Regions from separate parts of the Homo sapiens genome. Here region 2 is linked to region 1. Evidence: chromatin contacts called from ENCODE Hi-C data. All regions are on one chromosome and are shown on one strand. The core of a region is the stretch at or near the end of the contact, and the rest is flanking DNA. Distances in the headings are between cores, read along the strand shown. Region 1 overlaps LOC107984696 (a long non-coding RNA gene). Region 2 overlaps BCL11B (BCL11 transcription factor B).

Region 1 (3,492 bases), core at 441-2,940:
ACCCCAGGGGGCGAAAGTTGACATGGATTAATTGTGAAAATCCATTTCTTATCAAACAGGATTATTTTGGGTACAAGTGACAGAAACCCCACTTGAAATGGCTTAAGGATAAAATGGAATGCATTAAAGTCCAAGGAGATAAGTCTAGCTTCAGGCATGGCTGGATCCAGGTGTTCAGACACAGTGACAATCACCCCCACCTGACTCTCCCTCTCCCTCTCTCTCTCTCCCTCTTTCTCTCTCTCCCTGACATATCCCCACACTTCTGCTTTTCTCTGTGTTGGCTTCATTTGCTACAAGGAGTTCTCCTTTCGTCCTCCCAAACAGAAACTCTGTCCCCATTAAATAACACCTCCCCATTCCCCACTCCCCCAGCCCCTGGAAGTCTCCATTCTGGTTTCTGTCTATGATTTTGACCACTTTGGGTATCTTGTATAAATGGAGTCTTACAGTATTTATCCTTTTGTGTCTGGCTTATTTCACCTAGCATAGTGTTTTCAAGGTTCACCCACGTTGTAGAACACACCAGAATCTCCTTCCTTTTTAAGGCGGAACCATATTCCACTGTACATATACACCATGTCTTATTTACTCATTCATCTGTCCAGGGACTCTGGCGCTGCTTCCGCTGTCTTTGGGCCTTTCGGCTATTGTGAAAAGCGCGGCTGTGTGCACGGGTGTGCAAATATCTGTTGGAGATGCTGCCTCTCATTTTCTGGGTGTATACCCAGAAGCGGAAGTGCTGGGACCAATGATCATGCTATTTTTAGTTTTTTGAGGAACTGCCATTCTGTGGGAACAGTTTTTAAAAGCCCTTGGTTCCATCAGCAAGGGTTGATAAATCAGGGCAAAAAAAAAAGATGAAGGAAAAAAGAAGAGGCCCTACTTTTGGGGGCTGAGATGGCAGCGGTGACAGGGAAAAGGATGTATTTTGACTAGCAAGCCAAGCAAGCGTCATCCAGGTGCTGGGCAGGGTGGCGGAGGGAGGGGCCGGGAGGAGCGCAGAGCCTCGCGCCCGGATGCCCGGCCAGCTAGCAGCGCGGGCAGCGGCTTTATGTTGATGGCAAATTGTCACTTTGGCGGAATTCAGGAACGCTACTTATGTCATTAGGCGGCAATCTATAATTAACGCACTCAAGGCTGTGTGAAGGGTAGGATTCTTCCAGGGACAGCTAGAGCGATTCCACCTGCATCTTCTGGGAGCGGGGGTAAGTGGGGGTGTTCACTTCAGCCAGCAGCTGACACCTAATTAGTGGCAATTGTATTGTTCTGATGCCTCCTCCACCAGGAAGCCTCAGGACTCCCAGCTGGAAGGGAGGCTGTCTCAGAGGTGGAGACCAGCCAGAACAAAGAGCTGGAGAAGGAGGTCTGAGCCAGGAGAGCCTGGGAACCATGGGGAGTCCAGCTCATCTACAGAGTCATTTTTATTCCTGGCCATGGAGCCCTTGAATGCCAGGGTCAGGGATGGCTCAGTTCAGCCGGGCCCCAAAAGAGTGGACCAGACTTCTCCAGGGGTTAAGCAACTTTTAAAATGTCGACAGGGAGGGGAAAACATTGTGGAGCTTCCTGACCACGGGGCTGCCTGCAGCCCGGTTTCCCAAGCCATGGGCGGGCTTGGCGTCTGACTGTCCCCTCTGGAATGTCTGGGCTGCAGCCGGGGCTTGCTCTAAATGAGAAACAGGCGGGAGGGGCTTAGCGGGCCTGGCAGGTCGTGGCCAGCTCCTCGTGCGGTCTGGGCAGGGCTGCTTGGCACGGGCCGCCGAGGAGGACGCACTGGCTGTGCAGGCGGCCCTCCCACCAGCATGGAAGGCTTGGGGGGCCCTGGGCCAGCCTGTTCAGGCCAGCGCCTGCACGGAGGGAGGGCAGCCATCTCAGGGACTGCGGCAGAGCACCGCCCTGGAGGGCAGATGGAGCTGGTTCTGCTTCTGGCCCGGCCCCTTCTCCTTCTGCAACCTTGGGAACACGGTTCACAGAGCCTCCGTTTGCTCACATTGGAAATGGAAGCAACAACGCCTCCCAAGGTGGTGAGGTGACCGTGTCTCACGGAACAGAGGTGGTACGAGTGGGTGACACTTCATAGACAGCTGATACCTGCAAAGATCTAGGAGGCTGGCCCAATATCCTGGTTTTATAGCTGTGGGAACTGAGGTTCAGAGAAGTTTGGGACTTTACCCATGGTCACACAGCAAGATATAGGCAAAGAGATTCTTCTCTAATCCACGGATTCCCCAAATCAGCACTTTTTGCTAGAGCCCAGCCCACAAGAGTGTTTTCTGGCTCCCTCCCAGCCTGGCTCTGTCCTCTCTTCCTCTTCCCAGCCCAGGCTTGGTCATGGTAATCTACACTTGCCTAGAGCTTCCTGGTTTCCAGCGTGCTTCCCTGTACATTTTCTAATGCCAGGGGATGGAGAGTCTCAGAAGTCCCCAGGAGCTTCCAGATCAGCGTTGGCCCTGAAATCTGGGGTGGCTCAGATCAAACCCCCCTACCCACCGCTCTCCCACCTCCCAAGTGGTGAAATCTAGTTTCAGACTTTCTGCTAGCGGATGTCCGTTACACATTTTGCAAAAGGCCCAGGAAATGGCATTTCTCCTTCTCAGTAATCCTCCCCGTCAGCCCAGGCTGTGTTCTTAGTTCGCTTTACAGATGAAGAGCCCAAAGGGTTCAGTGACCCACCAAAGGTCCCCCAGGTGAAGTGGGGAAGCTGGGATTCAAGCCAGAGCTGCCTGTGGGTGGCGCTGCTGCCTCCGCACAATCAAGGCTGTGGAAGGTGGAGAAAACGCCTGCGGGCCTCCATGTCCGACCCCTCCCAGGGGAAGAGAGCATGAGGACTTGGGTTTAGGTTGCTTATCCGTGTGCGACCTTGGGGATGCGACTCAATCACTTTGAACCTGTTTCTCCATCAGAGGTTGGGGTAATGATACACAGAATACATAGATGTGAAGACAGGAAGGGGGCCGCGGAGGGCACCCCGTGTAAACCCTGAGACGTCTGGTGTCTGGGGAGGTGTGCATGGCCCTGGGCGGGCGGGGCTTCAGGAGGGGTCTCCCAGGCCAGATTCTAGGGGAGCTCGGAAGCTTAGGACAGAAGAGGATTTTATCCTCTTGGTGGCACGAGACTGAGGGTTTTAAGTGGGAGGTGACGTGATCTCTTGGTGCTTTGGAAAGATCAGCCTGTTAGCCAAGTTGGAGACGGTGGCCTGGAGGGTCAATATGGGCGCAGAAAGAGCAGGGAGGGGGAGGGGCAGAGGGAGGGAGGGAGGAGGAGGCAGCAAGGGGCGCCTTTGTCCTCCGCTTCCCCTCTTCCCTTCTCCCTCTCCCTTCCTTCTCTTCCTCCCTCCTTTTCCTCCCCCTCCCCTTTCTTTCCCCTTTCCTTAAAAGATAGAGTCCAGAGTGTCTAAGTCAGTACCCTATTGGAAGTTTGGGGTTCACTTCCATAAAAGAGATGGCGCTGGTTGTGACTAGGGAGGAGGCATCCTCATGGTTAGGACTGGGG
Region 2 (3,492 bases), core at 568-3,067, 160 kb before region 1:
ACCCCCATTCATATTGACAAGCATTGGGGCCAATAAAATGGCCGGATCTCATTGGCTGGAGCACTGCTTTGGGATGGCTGCAGAGAAGGGGGAGAAATAAAATCCTTCAGATTGGTCAGCCTGCTTTTCAAACAGGAGTCTACAAACGCATTTTAGATTTGGGGTTTTAAAAAGACAGATCCCTTCTGAAATTTGGCCAGAAATGATTTGAAACAAAATGATCACAGACTTGATGAAAAAGAGGTGCTATCAAACCCTCTTCATGGTCTGGACCAGAACTTCTGTTGGCAGTGGGGTTCGTTAGTGTGTGTGTTTGGCTGTTGGTTTCTCTATTTAGTTGCATGTATTCTTATTATCTTAGATTTGGCTTTAATCATTTATTTCATTTTTTTAGAAGGGAAACTTTTTTTTCTTTCTCCAGAAAAAAGAGGTAAGAGGATTGGGAGGAGGGTCTCTCCTCTGCAGCCGGAATCCGAGTTCTCCGGCATGTTGTACCAAGTTGATGGCTATTATTCCCCCAGAAAATAATGTCCCCTTTTTTTTTTAAACTTCCTTTTAACATTCTGCCCTTGGCATCTGTTCTAGGCATTGTGGACGAACGTAGACTGTGTTCTGACAATGGGTTAAAGCAAGCACTTATTGAAAAGCATTCTCTACTTAATTACATTTCCTTCTTCTGGAAGCTATTTTAATTTTTTTTATAATCACATGTTAATTGTGTATTAGCGGGGCCTTTCTGATTAGTTGAAAACATAATGAAACCTTTGTAAACAACATAGGGAGAAAGAAAGAGGAGTGTGCGAACAGACAGTGGTGATGAGCCAGTTGTAAGAGGCCGAAATCACTACGTTTCTTGATGCCAGGGAGGGGCTGAAATTGTACCTGGAAGGCCCCTTTTGAATGACGACTACTTGGTGGCAGTGGCTGACCACGGTGGCTGATCAGTGACAGAGAGGGGTTTGGGGATTTGTTCATGAGCGGTCCCATCTCATCTTAGCCCCTCTTAGCCCCATCCTGCTGTCTTGCACTCACTTATTCACTCATTCATTCATTCACTTATTCACTTATTCACTAATTTACTCATTCATTCATTCACTCTTTTATCCATTCATTCACTCATTCATTCATTCATTCATTCATTCACTCATTTACATTTTGATCATTAAATAGCATTCTCTATTGAGCACTGACCAGAGGCAGGACTCTTCCATGCACGCTCTGGAATCTTTCCACATCCTCAATACAGGTGTCACTCGCATTTATGGATAAGGAACTTGGAGCTCAGAGTTGAGCTCACTCATTCATGTTCAGCCAAGGCTAGGAAGCAGGAGAATCAGATCTTTCTGGCCCACAGCCCCAGCCCCAGTGTGGTTCCCAAGTTGCCATGTCCCTTCCCATCCAAACTTCAGCCGGTCTGGTACACCTGGTACCTGGCAGGACAGCAGGAGGGTAGAGGAGGCAGCGGGGCTGGGCCTGGGTGTGTGTGGCGAGGACGAGGTGAAAGGTAGCGCGCTGTGGTCTCCAGAACGTGCCGGCATTGTTTTATTTTCTGCCTTCTAACGAGAGCCACGTTTCTTGATTGAAAGCACCAGCCCCAGTTTACAGTCCCTATTGTGGCGAGCGGGGCCCCGAAAGCCCTGCTCTGTTCCCCATTTAAAGGGCTGGGCTTACAGGGGTTTTGCAGTTCCCAGGCTGTTATTAGGGAAGCGTGGCTGGGGCGCTTAAAATGAAAGTGCTACTGTATGCGAGAGCCAGGTTCACCGTGTGCGCTCCAAGGAAACGCTGCCAAGACAGTATTATGAACAGCCGCCAAGCAAAACACACGCATTCCGTCCAGTGGAGCCAGCACTGCTGCAAATAGAGGAAAAATTGACTTTCTGATTTGGAGTGTTTCTACAACTAAGAAGAATCACTCCAGTGATTGTTCTAAAAATATTCCGGAGCTAGCACGTTCTTGAAGGCCTCGGGATTCTGAGCGTCCCTTAATTGTACTTTTTATGTAATCTCTCTGGATCGTGTTTTTTAAAAAAATCACTTAAGCTTGCGTGGTCATCCTCCTCCCCCCGTCACCCCACATAAGTGTTGATGCTGCGTGAAAGAGTGGCATACGCAGCAGAAATTGTATTTTTATCTCTTTGACTTCAGGAAGTATATATTTGTTTTTCATCTCCTGCAGCCGCTGTTGCAGGGCTCACAGCTGAGCCACCAAATCTAGGGCAGCCCCTGACATCCCTGCCTTAGTGGCCAAGCCCAGCTCTGGAGGGAAGTCACTCGGAGCATTTTTTTTTTTTTGGTGGAGGGCTGCGGGCAGGGGGGTGCTGACAAATGCAGTCCCCCTGCCCCCTCTGCCATTTCAGGCTGCCTTCCCCCTTCACGAGGCTCGGAGCTCCCTAGGAGCCCCAGATTCTCAGCTCCAGGCAACTCTGGAATTCAAATGATTTCTACAATGATGAAATTGACTGGGATTCCACAGTTTCTTTATTGCCAGAGAAGTAGATGGTGTGGGCCCCTCCTCTTCTCTCTGTCTTTTCAATTCTCTCCACCTCTTTCTCCCTTTCCCACTCTCTTCCTGACTCCCCACTTTCTCTTTCAGTCTATTTTTTTTTTTTTAGATTTAGGTGCGGTCCCCACAAGGAAGCCAGTGTTTAAGTTGACGGGTGTGGCCCAGGGCTGCCCACTTTTGGGACAGTTGCTATGTGGACTGGCTCATCCTTTGTTGGGGAGATGTCCTGTGCATCGTAGATGTGCAGTGGCATCCCTGGCCTCTCCCCACTAGATGCCAGTAGCACCCCAAAGCCCAAGCCCCTTCAGTCTTGACAATCACAAATATCTCCAAATATTGCCGCAGGTTTCCTGGAGGGGCAAAACAACCCTCAGTTGAGAACCACTGTCCTAGGCTGTTTTTTTCTAACTGACAACAACCTGGAAAAGGCCTGGGGGAATATTAGTATCTATTTTGAGGTTCAAGAATAACCAATAATAAAAGAGTGGAATCAAAGGCCTTCCTTGAAAATTGGGACTGAATTCCCATTGTTAGATTTTACCCCCAAAGCATATTTTAAAAAGAAGTAACAGGATGACCCTAATTTGAGGGTGACCCCCCCCGTGTGGCCGAAGCGGGCGGTGGGAGTGGAGGTGGTGAGCTGTCTGTCACAGTCGCACCTGTAGGAGTTGGAATGGCCAGGTAGGTCAGACATCTGTACCTTCAAACAGTCGAGCAGTTTTTCTCTGAAATATTTGCCATGCCGAGCTTTAGAACAATTCTTCTTTCTAGAATTAGCTTACTGATAGCCTTATTGGTGAATGGATGCTTTTGAGAAATTTGCCAGTGGTTTTGGCAGTGTGTGTTGGAACTTTCTCAGTTTTACTGCCCTTCCTCCCTCCTTTCCTTCCTTCCTCTTCCCTCCTTCCCTTAGAGATTTTTTTCCCCATTGTTAGGAATGGGACTTCACTAAAAAAACAAAACAAAACAAAGGCACAGACAAGTGCCTT

Evidence for each region. A loop is a pair of places that touch in the nucleus more often than their neighbours do. Pooled maps may share reads with other maps.
Region 2: a map of sigmoid colon shows a loop between it and region 1 (2.1-fold over the local background). The contact joins two enhancer-like sites. A Hi-C loop is called at or near these places in 3 of 168 maps with a recorded cell type or tissue (ascending aorta, ovary and sigmoid colon) and 7 of 50 pooled maps.

The regions. Positions count from the first base shown.
Region 1 is chr14:99,034,294-99,037,785 of GRCh38, reverse strand. All of the region lies in intron 1 of LOC107984696 (a long non-coding RNA gene), which reads left to right. Among named protein-coding and RNA genes, the nearest start is that of BCL11B, 240 kb to the left of the region's middle. Within about 2 kb of position 1,690, at least 19 of the 41 ENCODE cell types and tissues checked have a DNase peak (open chromatin) inside an H3K27ac peak, as active enhancers do; they include sigmoid colon, where a contact is called at or near this core.
Region 2 is chr14:99,190,521-99,194,012 of GRCh38, reverse strand. All of the region lies in intron 3 of BCL11B (BCL11 transcription factor B), which reads left to right. Among named protein-coding and RNA genes, the nearest start is that of BCL11B, 80 kb to the left of the region's middle. RefSeq lists an enhancer at 1,522-2,083. Within about 2 kb of position 1,817, at least 15 of the 41 ENCODE cell types and tissues checked have a DNase peak (open chromatin) inside an H3K27ac peak, as active enhancers do; they include sigmoid colon, where a contact is called at or near this core.